Linked DNA regions of Mus musculus: region 2 is linked to region 1. The links are chromatin loops, found by intact Hi-C in ENCODE. Cell type or tissue: gastrocnemius. All regions are shown on one strand. Region 1 holds the start of Cited4 (Cbp/p300-interacting transactivator, with Glu/Asp-rich carboxy-terminal domain, 4). Region 2 overlaps Gm8439 (predicted gene 8439).

Evidence for each region. Hi-C counts contacts between places; a loop is a spot of excess contacts. Peaks named below come from ENCODE experiments on the same cell type or tissue, not always from the same donor. Only the 100,000 strongest peaks of a DNase experiment are listed, where the experiment ranks them.
Region 2: a loop joins it to region 1, with 9 times the contacts of the local background. A loop is called at or near these places in 12 of 42 quality-filtered maps.

The regions. Positions count from the first base shown.
Region 1 is chr4:120,664,328-120,672,327 of GRCm38, forward strand. It overlaps Cited4 (Cbp/p300-interacting transactivator, with Glu/Asp-rich carboxy-terminal domain, 4), which reads left to right and starts at 2,236. Exons shown (of 1, transcript NM_019563.2): 1 at 2,236-3,493. The coding sequence starts at 2,476. The coding sequence ends at 3,024. In gastrocnemius, a CTCF peak has its summit at 4,435 (motif pointing left); DNase peaks (open chromatin) are centred at 1,644, 2,183, 2,456, 2,937 and 1 more place; H3K4me3 peaks cover 1,990 bases; H3K27ac peaks cover 2,170 bases.
Region 2 is chr4:120,607,576-120,615,575 of GRCm38, forward strand. Gm8439 (predicted gene 8439) reads left to right here. Exons shown (of 3, transcript NM_001101603.1): 3 at 1,910-2,098. The coding sequence ends at 2,029. Among named protein-coding and RNA genes, the nearest start is that of Gm8439, 23 kb to the left of the region's middle. In gastrocnemius, no CTCF peak of the experiment used is centred here; DNase peaks (open chromatin) are centred at 4,924, 6,373 and 6,738; H3K4me3 peaks cover 2,640 bases; H3K27ac peaks cover 5,317 bases.

The DNA.
Region 1 (8,000 bases):
GGGTCCTTTCGATAAAATCTTGCTAGTGTATGCAATGGTGTCAGCGTTTGGAAGCTGATTATGGGGTGGATCCCTGGACACCTCAGCTTTTTATGTGGATGTTGGGAATCCAAACTCAAGCCCCCAAGTTTGTATAGCAAGCCCTTGATGGAAGTAGGCTCCTCCACCGTCTCCCAGTGAATTGTTAGTTGTCAGTTAATGCACCAAACGCGCTAAAGAACTTCAAAAATCTTATTTTAAATTTTGATTTGTGTATGTTTGTGTGAGATGTGTATGTGGGTACCCACAAAAGTAAAAAGAAGCTATTGGATCATCTGAAGCTGGCATTAAAGGTGGTTGTGAGCTGCCCAGTATGAACAGTGGGAACCAAACTCAGGCCATCTGGAGGAACAGCAAGCTCTCTTAAGTGGTGAGCCATTTCTCCAGCCCCAGATTAGATAACTTTTTAAAGCATTATTCACACACACACACACACACACACACACACACACACTTTTTTCTAAAAGCAAAACTGTCTTGTGATGTAACCACTGCCAAACGATGGTGTCCTTAGACCAGCTATGTCAGGGTGATTTTTTTTAAAAACATAGTCTTATGATTCCAAACCACCCACAGTCTAAGCACTAGGAAGGCTGAACGACAATAATATCAGCTTCAAGACCAGCCTGGGTTACACAGCAAGGCTCTGCCTAAAACAAACAAACAAACAAACAAACAAACATCTCAGTGTTAACCTTCTGAGTCAGAAGGTTAGGGTTCCCCCTAACAGTCAGGTTTAAGAATTTCTGTGTGGAGCCCTATCTGGAGAAAAAGAGATAGCCCAAGGCTTTCATTATACTAGACTAGGACCACCAACTTCCTTTCACAGCAGAAAGCAGAGGCCCTATGGAATCAAGTGATGCCCCCCCAGCCCCCACCCAACGCCCCTGCAGGTGGCAGAGCTATGATTAGAACTTGGGCCTCTGAACTCGGCTGCTAAACTTCTCCCCTCTACACCAGCTAGATAAACCAAAGTTCCAGGAAGGCCAGAGGCTGCTGCAGGGGGGAGGGGAGCCTGAGGAGGGGAAAGCCAACATGTGTAAGTCAGGCTCCAGGAAACCGTCCCCGGCATGCCTGTGGCTCAAAGAGCTTGTTGCATATAGGAATGACTATTTGCATACAGCCTCTGCACAGCCTCATTTTCCTTTGGTGCCTTAGTCTTCTTATCTGCAAAATAGGGCTAAAAATTCATACCCTACCCCAGAAAGGCACTTGTAGAATGTAGAGCACTCTAAAGCTCCAAGTTAGGATTATTGTGATTCAAAGAAGCTTTGGAAATCCCCCATTGGGTGATCATTAGAGCCAGCCTTATAGCCAACCTTTCACTAGATTAAAGAACATTTAATACATATGTATGTGCCAGGCACTATGGAGGGCTCTATACACACACACACACACACACACACACACACACACACACACACAGAGCCTCAGCTAACTTTCACCATAGGCGCTTGTGGTCTCTGCTACTCTGGCCAGCATCCTACGGAGGAGAAAGCCGCAGTTTGGTGAATGAGCTGCAATTCACGCCATCATTTGCTCATTCATTCCACTTTTACAGAAAGCCAGCTCTGAACCAGGCTGCGGGCCAAATGCTGAGGGTAAGAAGATGAACAAGTCCTTCAGGAGACATGCCCATAAATTACTTTAATAACAACTCAGGACAAGCTTCAACAGACAGCACAGTGTGAACCAGAGAGAAGGAGCAATTGGCTCCCTGGGGATTGTAGGAACAGAGAGCTGACCTCTTCAAAGGACATTGCACTTCGCTGAAGTGCAATACAAAGTTCCGGGTTTGAATCTTAAAGGCTTTATTTACTGTGTGTTTCCAGGAAATCTCTCCTGCCTCTGAGGCTCAGTCCGAAAAAATAGTAAATTGAGTGACGCCAAGATCCTGAAACTACAGGAACTGGCCCTCTCACCTCATCTGGCAAATTCAAGCTACTCCCATACCCCCTCTTAACCAGTACCTCGAAGGCCTGACCAAGCCCCAGAAAAATGTCAACCACCCAGCCCTACCAAAGTGCCTGCATCCTGGGACGCCCTTGCAGGCCCAAAGGGCGGAGCTCTGGTAGGGGGCGGGACCAATACCTTCTTGGACAGGTTCACGACCCGCCCAGAAGGGATTCATCCAGCCAATGACAGAGAGTGGGCGTGGCGTTCCCGCCTCTTGGTATAAAAAATCTCCGGACTTCAAGGCACTGCGCGAAAGCCTGGGAACCCTTGGGCTGTCTGTTTCTTTTGCGGCCTGCAACTACTGCTGTGGGCAGCGCAGAAGAGAGGAGATCCGGGAGACCCGGGTGAGACAGTGAACGAATCCGATTTATTCTTCCTCTGCCTGGTTGAGTTGCAGGGACTGCACAGTGCCCGGGTCTCCCGCCCAAGAGGAGCCGCTGGCCGAGACCCGGGGCGTGCCCTGACTGTCCGCCAGCTGCTATGGCCGACCACCTGATGCTCGCCGAGGGCTACTGCCTGCTACAGGTGCCGCCGCACACCCACGGCCCGCACGCTCCCCGGACTCTGCAGCCATACGCAGGCCCGGGCATGGACAGCGGTCTGCGGCCGCGGGGGGCTCCGCTGGGACCGCCGCCGCCACCCGGGACCCTGGCATACGGCTCCTTCGGGTCGCCGGTCTCTTTCCAGCCCTTCCCCGTCTCGCAGTCGCCGGGCGCCGGTAGCACGCACCTGCAGTCTGCAGCCACACCGTCCCCGGGCCGCATCCCGGCGCCCCCGGCAGCCGCTGGAGGGCCCTCACCTCTGCAGCCGGCGCCCGGAGCCGCAGCCTCGTTGCCGCCGCCGCCGCCGCCACCCGCCCTGGGCTGCATGGACACCGAGCTCATCGACGAAGAGGCGCTGACGTCGCTGGAACTCGAGCTCGGGTTGCACCGCGTACGCGAGCTGCCGGAGCTCTTCCTCGGCCAGAGCGAGTTCGATTGCTTCTCAGACCTGGGGTCAGCGCCGGCCGCCGGCTCGGTGAGCTGTTGAGAGCCACCACCCAGAGACACGGGACCTTGCGCCCGGTGGCCCGGCTCCCACACACCCTCCGTGAGGGTGGAGGCGCCTGGTTTTCGTGCCGAGACGGCTCCAGCCGAGAACACCTGCCTTGCCTCCAGGCTCTGCCTCCTGCCAGATGACAGTTGGGTCTCGCTTCTCATACCCAAGCCTCAGCGGTCTAATGGAGGGAACTGAACCAGCCTTCGGATTCCACGTTCTTGGATTCTGTGCCCTCTTTCCGCCGCCTTGCCCCAATCTGAGCCATTACAGGCCTCTGCCTGACCTTCCTTCTCGAGCAGCCTACTAACCGGATTGGGTCTAGGGAGCCATCTCTCCGTACCCCCTACCTTCCCTGGGCCCCTGGCCCGGGGGAGGGAAGGATTTTACACCTAACCCCTGCAGAGTGGAGCCATGCTCCCGCTGGCCTCTAAAACCAAAATAAAACTGGGTTGCTTTACAATTTTGAGTTTCCATTTCCTTTTCATCCCCACCCTCAAGTACCTGTAACTTGCAAAAAGTCTGAGGCTGTTAGAGTCCCAAAGTGAAACTGAGGCTCGCAACCTCAACAGCCCAAAGGACAAGAGACCTGATAGTTTCTTTTGAAAATGTCTTGAGAGTTGTGCAATTGTCATGACATAACCTGAGGGGTCCAGGCTGCTGCCTGGCCAGTTAACAGCTTAATCCGTTTGATTTCCTAGCCACTAGGACTCCAGGAACTGGGGGGGGGGGGTCCCCTGAAGATCCAGGCAGCCCTAGCTTTGAACAGAGACTATCTCACTTGCCCACGACACTGCCCTTTTGGTTTCTTTGGAAGGATATGGTTGTGATACTTTTATAGCGGTGTGTGTGTGTGTGTGTGTGTGTGTGTGTGTGTTGATAGAGACTGAACCATACATACTTCACACATACTTCATACTTCATCCATGTAATGACTATAGCACACTGTCAGACTCTTAGTCACCTCCGGAAACTATAGAGATGTTTGTTCTGAGCGTTGGTGCATAAGGAATCATAGGGACAGACCTGGAAACAGACTGTTCTTGGAACATGGAAGGGACTTGTCCAGAAAACAGGTGGAATAGGTTCAGCTAGTTGGGGTGGAGGTCATTTCAGCTTCAGGGAGGTACATTTGATGGGATCAACAATATGGAATGACAACTGTCTTGAGGAACAGGACAGGCCTTGACTAAAGGGAGGGCCGTATACCAGTTCGTGGACTCTGGGAAAGGACAAGGAGCATCTGGAACAGACTGGGAAGATCTAATGGTTTCATGGCAACTTTATGTGACCAGCTCAGTCCTCATTCCACAGACAAGGGGTGTGGCGCCAGCCCAAGCCTGGCAAGATTTGACCTTCAAGTCCAGATCTCTAGTGCACCCTCTGCTGTCAACTCTGGAAAGATCCCCTACTGTGTGGGAGAAAGGCTGGAAGACAGGCTGAAGGCCAGGAGAAAGAGACCTAGTCAGACAGGCTTCCATAATGCCAGGGACAGGCAGCGGTGCATTCTCTAGGAGACAGTAAATTCCAGAGACTAGAGAGCAAGGTCATTGCACTGAGCCCTTTGTCTCCACATCATTGGCCTTTGCTCTAGTGACCAGTGCTCCTGCATGTGACCCCAGCAGCTGTGAGTTATCCCAGGGTATACTGTGAGGGCACCAGCTCTAACACCTGCAACATGGGCGAGAGTGGGTGATAGGAAGTGTTCTGTAGATGAATGAAGCTCTACTCTTAGATCCCAGGGCCTTCTGGGACAGATGGAAAGAGTCCTCTGGACAGACCTTTGAGCTAAGAGTGCTCTGTGTTTGCTCCAGCATTGCCCAGGCTCGCCGGACCAGAATTCAATTGGAAAGGTTTGGCCCTGGGCTAGACACTACCTTGACTGCCTTTTCTGCGGGCCTTGGTTTCTCCACCAATAAAAAGAGGCTAAAGTTTTTGCTCTGTTACTTTACAAGGCAATTACCCTCTCTGTAAGTGAGGAAGCAGCTCAGGATGAATTAATAAGTGGGTAGTTTAACTACCAAGTAGGAGGGAATGCAAGACCACCGCACCAAGCCATGCGTGGTGACCCACACCTGTAATCTGACATTGAGGAAGCTGAGTTCGAAGTCAGCCTGCACTGCAGAGTGAGTTCTAGACTAACCTATAAGATTAGTAACCTGGACCCCTTAGTAAGATTCCTGTCTCAAAAGAGAAAAAAGTGGGGGAGAGGGTGCTAAATACAGATTTAAGGTAGAGATCCTGCTGGCATGTACAAGGTCCTGGCTTTAATTCCCAGCACCAAAACCAAAACAATCAAAATGCCTGTCACCCTCCCAAGAGGGACCACTGACAAGCTGGTCAGCAGACAGATGGGCAGAGAAGATAAGACTAGAACAGCTCACCAGGCCCTGGCCCGATAGCTGCAGGTGAAAAAGAAATGAACTCAGAGTCTCTTTACCACATAACCAGTTCTAGAACATTCTCAGGAGCTGCCTGACCTCAGACAAAGTCCCCTGACCGATGGTTCTTAGCACGTGACTTCCTGTGGTGTCTTTCACCTCGTCCTGAGAGCCGGCCTCTTAAAGCAGCCTGCTGCCCTTCTGTCCTGAGGACCTCAGTCTCCTGCCTGGGCAGTGTCTGCTGAGATCTTTAAATTCAGTCTCCCTAGAGACTGGGAACTCAGTTGGGGCACAGACAAAGCATGCCTTATCATCATCATCATCCCTAGGACAACATTCTTTATTTTTATTTATCTTTTATCACTCAAACCTTGTGTCTTTCTACTAATAGAACTTCTCTGCTATGGAGGTTAAGGCAAGCTTCAAAGTCCCAGCACTTGATGGGGGGGGGGGGTAGAAGCAAGGAGATCAGGAGTTCAAGGACAACCTTGGCTACATACTGAGGTTAAGGCCAGTGTAGAATATATGAGAGAGCCTATCTCAAAAACAAAACAAAACAAAACAAAACAAAACAAAACAAAACAAAACAAGAAAAGGACCAGAAAGACCGCTCAATGGCTAAGAGTGCTTGCTTCTCTTTCTGAAGACCAGAGTTCCCAGCACCCACATCAGGAGGCTCACAATTACCTAACTCCAGCTCCAGAGGCTCCAGCACCCTCTTCTGGCCTCACATGGTGCAGATACATGCAAACACACACGTGAAAAGTTGAAGTCAATGCAGTGTTTAAGGAGGCTGCTCTAGCTACCCAGCAGGGTCAGTATGACAGTGAGACAGCTGTAAGCTGGGTTCCCCAGGAAGCAGGCTCCAAGAAGATATTCTATTCACAGGAGATTGTTGTCTTCAGAGTCTACATTCACAGAGGATAGGAGGAAGCCCAAAGGAACCTAAGTCACGTAGCCAACCCAGCAAGAGTCAGCCAGCCCTGTGCAGAACTCTGAAGCTAGAGTTGATCCAGGTTAGACCAGTACACTCCTCCCTGCTTCTGTCCCATCAGTCATGGAATTGCAGGCTGCTCTAGAGTTGGCATGGCCCTGGCTGGGTAGGGCATCCCTCTACAGATGAGCCACATGCCCAAAGGGACTTCGGGGAAAGGCTGCTACTTCCCTGTTAGGGCAACAGTTCCACAAAGGGGAACTGAGTGCCCTCCACAAACACCAGGGTCCTACAAGTGTCTCCTCACAGTTACAGTGCACATGTGTCATCGGCGACCCCTTGGTCCCCGAGTGTCATCTTCCTTATTGGAGAACAGAAGAACAACTGAATGTCTACGGTACGCTGTTGATTCTCGCTAACAGCGCTGCCATCCCATCCTGGTTGTCCCTGTTCCAGTTCAGCTAAGAGCTCAGCAAGCATTGCTGAATAAATTAGTGAGCAGCCTGATAATCAGCCTTTTCCCAGGCAGCTTCCGCGGTTTAGCTGACTCCTGGGTGATCCTCATGAGTTCCTTAATCCACCCTCGTCTAACTCTTCACTCAGCCGTGTTGATGCTGCAAGCGCTGGGTCAGGATTAGTGCCAACTAAAAGACACTGTCAGCACCTAACGAGTGCTGGCTCCAGCGTTCCTACTGTGTGCAGCATTGATGGAGACTCACGAGGAGGGCCAGCAGCAGACACTCATTCTCTTCCAGCTCCTGCTTCAGTATCCACCCACCCCGTCAGGAGTTCTTCCCGGTAGTTTGACTCTATTTCAGAGGTCAAGAAACTGGGGCACAGTGAATTAGTCCAAGGCACACCCTAGCTCTGCAGGGCCTGCCCATACCCACGATGAGTCTGGGGAAGGAACTGAATATAAGTGAAAGAACAGAGTCCCAGCCCGAGCTTGCCGCTCTGTGCCTGTGAGATGCAGAGGTGACTGAAGCTCCCAAGGACTTGGTTTTCTTTCTCCATATAAGAGAAGAGTTACACCGACAATAAAGGTGCATGTTAGGAGGACTCAGATGAGCTGGGTCCTGAGAAGACGTTGTAGTTGGTGCAGTGAGGGGCCGGAGAGATGGCAAAGGAGGTAAGGCACTGGCTGCTCTTCCAGAGGACTTGAGTTCAATTCCCAGCAACCACATGGAGGCACACAATGGTCTGTTACTCCATCTCTGATGCCTTCTTCTCACCTCCAGGGATGCTACATACATATGGTATACAGTCATTCACGCAAGCCAAACACCCATGCACATAAGAATAAATAAAGAAATAATTTTTTTAAATTGGTACAGTGCTAGGGTAAGGTTGAGGATGGACAGTCACAGCTGCTGCCCTCTGCTGATTTGGGGTGGGGGTGGGGGTGCTGTACACTTCGGGATTTAAGGTCAGCTGAAGCACAGGACAAGAGTCACACATGGAGGACTCCCAGCAGCCCCTGCTGAGCAGCATGGAGTCTGGAAAGTTAAGAGTTTTTAGTAAGGATGTGATAGCACATGCCTGTAATCCCAGTACGTGACTGCTGGAAGCAGGAGGAGCAGGAGTTCAAGGCCAGCCTAGACTGCTCACTGAGTTCAATGCCAGCCTGGGCTACATGAGACCCTGTCTCAAACAAA
Region 2 (8,000 bases), 57 kb before region 1:
GGATTCCCAGTGTGGAGCCAGCGTGCAGTCGTCACACGGAGACTCCCTGAGCAATGGGTGCAGTGGCAAGCAGGGAGGGTTTCCAGAGAAATGTGAGCTGGCATGCATTAGACTCCATTTCCAGGGAAGTTTTATGTTTGTGGAAAAATTTGATGTGAAATACAGAGTTGCCTTTCACACCAAACCATCCACTTTCTCTTACAAATGTACTCTCATATTTGTTTGTCTGTCTATCATCTATCTATTATTTGTCTACCTATCTATCTACCTTTCTATCACCTATCATTATCTTTGACTTTTACACACACATAGGCACACAGACACACCAGATACACCAGACACACACACACACACACACACACACACACACACACACACATCCTATTTCAGTGCCTTGCACTGGTGTGGCACATTACTCCCAGCAGGATCTAATTGACTGCAGCCCATAGTTTGTGCCGTACATGGGTTCTGCGCCTGTAGGACATGGGTCTCCCAAGCCACACTTCGAGACAGGAAGTTTCACTGCGCTCCAGACTTCCTGTGTTCTATCATTTCTCCTTGAGCTCCATGGCAACTGCTGACCCTTTAACTGGCACCATCATTTTTTGCTTTTTCTGGAATAACCAATAGTTGGGATCAAAGAGGGATTGTGATGGTCTGAAGAAAAAGCAACACCTAGCCCGTAGACTCAGGCATTAGAGAGCTTCATCCGAGGCTGGTGCACTACTTGCAGAAGTTTAGGAGGTGCAGCCTTGCTGGAGGAAGTATATCACCGAGGATGAGGGTTTACAGCTGTGTCTCACGTCCAGTTTGTGTGCTTGCTCTCTGTTTCATGTCTGAAGCAAAAGATGTGATCTTCCAGCTTCCCCCTCTAGCCTCCATGTCAGTGCCTCTCTTGCTGCTACACTTCCCTACCATGGTGGACTCTTAGCCATCACACACTGTAAGCTAAAATAAACTCTCTTCTCTAAGTTGCTCTGGTCGTGGTGTTTGGCCCCAGCAACAGGACAGTGACTGATGCGGGTCCCTTTTCAGATTGCCTTTGGTCACTTGTTATGAATTTTTTTTTTATAACTATCAGTCATGCTATCTGTTCCGTAGATAACAAGAGGAAGAAGGCAGAGATAATGGCTGGGAAGCTGGTGAGGAGGCAGCCTCCAGGAGCTCAGTATGCAGGGACAGACTAGTGGGAGAAAATGCAAACACAGACATCCCATTTCTGGGAACCTCTGAGAGCTGCCAGTGTCAGATTACAGGGAAATCATGATAGAATTGGGGGTCAGTGTGACATGAGGGTGAGCCAGGCCTGGAGAGAGCAGCATATTAAAGTTCCCCTAAGTAAGGTCTCCCTAAGGTTTGCTTTGTTTGGAGTATGCTTTCGTTTGTTTTTTCAGAACAGAGACTCCCTATGTGACCCTGGCTGGCCTGGAACTCACTATGTAGATCAGGTTGGCTTTGAACTCACAGAGCTCTGCTTTCCTTTGCCTTCCAAGTGCTGAGATGAAAGGTGTGCACCTGGTGGTGGTGGTGGTGGTGGTTAGTGGTGTTCTTGTGTGTGTGTTGTTTGTGTGAGACAGAGTCTTTTTTTTTTCTTTCTTTCTGTTTTTTTGAGACAGGGTTTCTCTGTGTAGCCCTGGCTGTCCGGAACTCACTCTGTAGACCAGGCTGGCCTCAAACTCAGAAATCCACCTGCTTCTGCCTCCCAAGTGCTGGGATTAAAGATGTGTTGCCACCACTGCCCGGCGAGGCAGTCTTATATAACCCAAGCTATCTAGGAACTCAATGGCCAAAGATAACTTTCATCTCCTGATTCTCCAGCCTCTACCTCTCAAGTGTTGAGATTATAGATGTTCACCGCTACATCTGGCTGTGGTTTTTAATTCACTTAAATCTTCTCATTGAATTGAAGATACCAGTCCAGAGAGGTTGCCGTTGTGCCCAGGACCACACAGCCAAGCTTCTTGTTGGATGGCAGGCCTTCAAGCCCTTCCCCCAGGAGCCTCATCAGCCTCTAGCTCCCTTCCTCTAATGCCTTGTTAAGTATTTTCTCCTCTTGGTGGTCATTTTTGTTGTACAATCAATAAACCACTCACAGAAATAAAAGATTTCCAGATCTATACACTGCTGACTCCCTGCCTGGAAACCCTGCCTTGTCCTCCTTCAAACCCTCCTGACTTCTCAGCTCATCACACTGGGAAAATCAAAGCTATGGCCCTTGTTAACGTACCTCGACCCCTGAATTAGCTCAGTTTATTTTGGTCTCTCTAGCTACCTCAAGCCAAAAATAGATGGTGGGGAGTGGAATGCTAGCTATGGATTCCTTAGAGCACAACAGGTAGACAGAAGGTGGGGAATCGGATTGACAGTCAGTATGGCCAGTCAGAACATGGCTCTAAAAGCTGCCACTCTGTTCAGCTCCTAGAAGCACTGGCCAGTCCCAGCTTGGGTCAAGAGGACCCCTCACCCCTGCCCACATGAGGCCCTATAAAGAGCTTGGTGCCACCTGGTAGGAGCAGGGTAGGAGGGGCTCCATCATGGTAACCCTCCTTAGAGGCGGAACCTCCCCAAAGGTGGTAAGGCTAGACCCTTCAGGCAGAGTTCATCACCCCATCCCCTGGGATCCCACAACCCCAGCACAGCACTCCAGAGGTGGTCCACAGTTACTCCTTGAAGTACAAAGTCTCTCCTCCATGCTGGGCTCTTGTGTTGTATAGCTCCAAACTGATATACTCTCTCTTGGAGTAAGAGGGAGCATCATAATCGAGCTAACCTGGGCTTAGTGGGTTAGATCACATAAAGCTAATGACCTGGAGCCCACAGTGGAACTGATGTCCACTCCCAAAATTATTGTCTGATTTCCAAACTAAGCTACTCACATGCCTGTAGTAAACACTCACATCCACACTCACATGCATGTGCGCACATGCGTGCACACACACGCACACACACACACACACACACATGAACATGCATGTACAAACACACACACCAAAATAATTTTTATTTTTGAGACAGAGTTTCTCTGTGTAATAACTCTGGCTGTCCAAGAACTCGCTCTTTAAACCAGGCTGGCCTCGAACTCACAAAGATCTGCCTGCCACTGCCTCCCAAGTGCTGGGATTAATGGCATGCACCATCACTGCCTAGCTATAATAATTTTGTAAAAAATTCATGAAACTTATCAGGCAAAGGAAACTCAAGGTGTTGCCAGCTCTATGCACTAGGCACTGAGGCTTTATGCGCGTGCACTAGGCATTGCAGCTCTATGTGCATGGTGGCTACCTAAGTACTAGGCGGCTGCTGAGTGGCAGGAAGAGGCTGTCTTTGGTGGAGCTGTGTGTCAGGCAGGGAGCTCTAGAGATACAGCCTGTGTGAGCTGCACCGTGCTGGGGTGGGCTCCAGTTGGCCATGCTTCTATAAGTAAGTCCTCACTCCAGCTCCCATACAAACCCCAATGAACTCATCGCTTCAGTAATCGGACTTGAGTGAAAGGGCTTCTTTGTATCAGTGTTCTTTCCAGGTGAGCAGACCTTTGTTCACTTCTCTCCCAGGAAGTCACACAACAATCACTGTGGTACCCCATTGCTGTCCTCTCTCTCCTAGATCAACAAAGCCCTATTCTTATGCATGGCTAGAGAAATGGAGTGTCCTGATCTACCTTGCAGCAGGGGTGACTACATAACCAAGTTGTGACTGGGGTATTGGTATACAGGTGGCACCATACACACAACCTTCCCTTAGACTTTTCCCAGGAAGGGGCATGCCCTGCCCATCAAGAATGTGGGTGTCGCACACCAGAGGTATCCAGTAGAGAGCAGAGGGCCTTGGTACCCTAAAAACATCACATCAGCTTGGAGCTGCTTTCAGGGAGCAATAAAACCTTCTTTTCCTGCAGCCCAATATAACCCACACTAATAATTATCCCTAACTTGATGGCTGACACTTAGTAAGTTCTCAATAAATTATGGTTGAATTATTGAATCAATTACAAAAGGAGAAACCTTCAATTCCAACATTTAACACACCAAATGTCTACATATTCCCTCTCAGCTCTTTGTGACATGCAGAAGATATTTTTAATGGAGGTGTAATTAGAACAAAATTAGAATTTTATATCCAGCATCTTTTCTGTAATAGTAATTATATAATAAACATTTTCCATGTTCAGTCATATTGTCGTTTTTCTAAGTGGGTGTGTAATTTTCCAGCAAAGACATGAACCATAATTTATATAACCACTGCCTTATGGCTTGATATGTACATTTCACCAGGTTTCATAATTTCAGGGAATTCTATCAGCAACTGATTGCAGGTGCTAGCCCCCTCTTTCCGACAGTTCACTTGGGAATGACATTGTTGCATTTGTCTAATAGCTTAGAAAACTCTCTATTTTTATGAGTCATGCTGAACTTTTACCATTTCCAGCTAACTTCTGACAATATGTGTGATAATAACAGTACAGCAGAAGCAGCAGCTACACTCTAACTGTGTAACACGCTGTGCTCCACACTCCTCATCTATCTGCACTTGAGCACACATACACGTGCCCCCCCCCACACGCACGCACGCGCGCGCGCGCGCGCACACACACACACACACACACACACACACACACACACACCAGGCATAGTGAGTGGGGGTTAAAACAACAATCTTAGCATCAAACTGGACTTAAATCTTAGTAAAATTTTTTCTCACCTAGGAGACCATGAATACATTTCTTCACCTGCTGAGCTCTCATTTTCTTGTCTGTAAAATGGGTCCTAACTGTTTTTCATCTCAGGGTTGCTGTTAGGATTAGATAAGGTAACAATAATAGCTCCATCAGGCGTAGTGTTAATTGTCTCACTTCTCGCTGGAGCATTGTGCAGACACAGCAACCCGAGGCCACCTGCCTGCAGGAACAGGGAGGAGCTGAGCCAGTCTCCTGTGGTCAGGCTGACCTCAAGGTCATTGTGTGCCTGAAGGGACTCTTCATTTTTGTTCTGTTTTGTTTTTGTTCAGAGAATACCCCTCACTCTCAGCAGTTTCCTGCCTCCAATCTCACTGCCGGAGGGTGGTGGTGGGGGGTGGGGGGGATGGTATGGGAGAGGAGGCCACAGATGTGTCCCGTCCTGCCCAGATGAGACAGTTTTCTGAGTACCAGGCTAAAACCCAGCTATCCCAGTGAAGCCTGCTCTACCACGGCTGTTTTATACTACAGCACACCAAGTGCTTCTGTCCTCCTCACAGTTACTGTCATGGCCTGGAAGGTCCTAGAAGCTCAAGTGGGTACAGGCGTCTGTGAGCACTTGCCTAGACCAGACCTGTGCATGATACTATTAATATCTCATGAATCCTGAAACACGGCTAGGGTATGATAGTGCACACTTTTAATCCCAGCCCTAGAGAGGCGGTGGATCTCTATGAACTCAAGGTCAGCTTGATCTACATAGTGGATTCTAGGCCAACCACAGTTACATTAGTGAGACCTTGTCTCAAAATAAAAAAGTAAATAAAACATTGCTAGGACACAAACACTGTCACATGACACATACACATCACACACACATAAACAGTCACCTACACACACACCCAAAAGGGTACTACATAACATACACAATACACACATTATATTGATATGTGTACATATCATACATCACATACATATCACATCATATACCCATACTGTATATCACACACATGTCACCAGACATAAACATACTATGTATGGATACATATGACATATCATTCACATATTACATATACACAACATACCACATATCACATATACACAACATACCACATAACACTTCATACACACATACCATCTATATGCCCTATACATAAAGACCATATGTATCCACACACTCATAACTACCATATACACAATATACCATACATATACACTATACACACATACTATACACACACACATTATATATCTACCATATGGTGCACACGCGCATACACACACACACACACACACACACACACACACACACACACACACATTTACAAGAGGAAGCCAGGCCTATGCAAGCAGTCGCTAGGTTGTAGGGAAGTCATTCAACCTCCCATCAGTGGGAAATGCAAGCCCAGAACCTTGCTGTCCTTACCCACAGTTCTTGGGCAGTGGTACCTAGGAGACGGAAAGCTATGCAGGGATGCTCCTTATGTCTTCACCTCTATCTTAGAGTACTCACGAAGAGCCCTGGCCCTGAGTTCATGAGGGCCTTCTGGCCTCTCAGGCCCAAGCCACAAAGGCAGGGCCAGGATCCAAGTGAAAGTTGTTGAGCATTGTTCTCTGGCGGCCCTGAAATAGCCAGGCTTTGCTCGCAGCCCCTGCACTGCGCTGACAAGCAGATCCCAGAATAGCTCTTCCTGCCGCAAGCTGACCTACTTAGCAGGTCTCCTGTCATGTGAGCTCGGCTAGGCAATAGGTTCACTTTGCCTCTCTCTACCTAGAGCAGGCCCATCCCAGCATCCCCCCCCCATGGTTTCTGGTTCTCCTACAGTTCCAGGAATAGATAATAATATACTGTAGGTTCAAAGCATGTACACAAACATCACTGTGCATCCTTGTCAGGGCAGGCCCAAGAGAGGGGACTTATCACTCCATTACACAGTTGATGCCATGATAACACAGAGAGGGCAAGCAATGTGAGCAGAGATGCACAGCAGACCCAGCACTGTACTCTCTCTAAGGGGTTGGGGTTCCTAAGTCCCTCTACCCACCTGCCGCCTGTGATCAAGCAGCCCAACACCTGGTGGCAGAGCTAGTAGAGATCAAGGCCTTGGGTGCCCACTAGCCTGGGAGCTAGGGCTTGCCAGGCGTGGAGAACCATCTGGATGACCTCTAGCACACTGCTTCACCCGTCTTAGACTCACAATGGCATCCTCAGGGTGTCAGCAGAAAGATGAGAGACGGTTTCAGTTTGCTGGATGATAGAGCAGCTGCTGTTGGCTGTTATTGCCGTTGACATACCGAACTAAACCCAAAAGAAAAAGTTTAAAACTGACTGGTGCAAGAGAGCCCAGAGCAAAGGCCTTTGTGACACTTCTCACTCTGAGACGTCATTCCCACCCACGACATTCATCAGGGAAACAGCGGTAGTTACAGTGCACAACTCTGATGAGCACTGGGCCTTGGTTCTTTCTGCTTGATGACTCCTGGCTCTCCTTCTGGAGCCCCGTGGCAGGAACCCATCGTGAAAGGGGAAGGCAGTGTCTACTCTTGCATGGCCTTGTCCCAAGCTGGCTGCCATGGCTGTGCTCTTTTACTCTGGTACGACACAGGCAGGAAGGAACAGAAGGCGAAATGTCTGCTTTGATAATGTGTAAAAGCGGAGTGTCCCATAGAAGAGAAGGTGGAGAAGATTGGGGTCAGGCCGGGGCATCTGAGGACCAGAGTCTCATGCCTAAAGAAGGAGGTGACTCCAGGTCATTAAGATTGGGCGGGCAAGCTGGGGGCATAGCTCATTTGGTAATTACTTTAACACGCATGAAACCCTGGATTTAGTCCCCAGCATTGAATAACCTGGGCATGATGGGGCATACCCCCCTTCTCTCTCTCTCTCTCTCTCTCTGTGTGTGTGTGTGTGTGTGTGTGTGTGTGTGAACAATTAAAGAAAAAAGAGGACATTAATTTTAGAACAAGAGGGAAGGGTTGAAGGGGGGAAATGATATAATTTCTTATTTAAAAAAAATGTTAACAGAGCTAGGCTCCAGGGTCATACAATTTCTACTCCAATTCCATCCCCACGACTCTTTAGACATGAAGTCACTCAGAATACCCATCTGTAAAAGTGGCCATAAGCCAGACCTTATGGAAGGGCACTGAAGATGAATCAGGTTGCCTCTGCCTGGCTCCACAGCTGGTACTAAGCAAGTCGCTGAGAAATCTGAACCTGAACCCTCTAAGTGGCGAAGTCCACCACCAGAGATAGCATCTTAGCGTTTGGAAGGAGGGAGACAAGGTCAGTAAATAAGGAAGGCTGCAGTGTGATCCTGGATAGGCC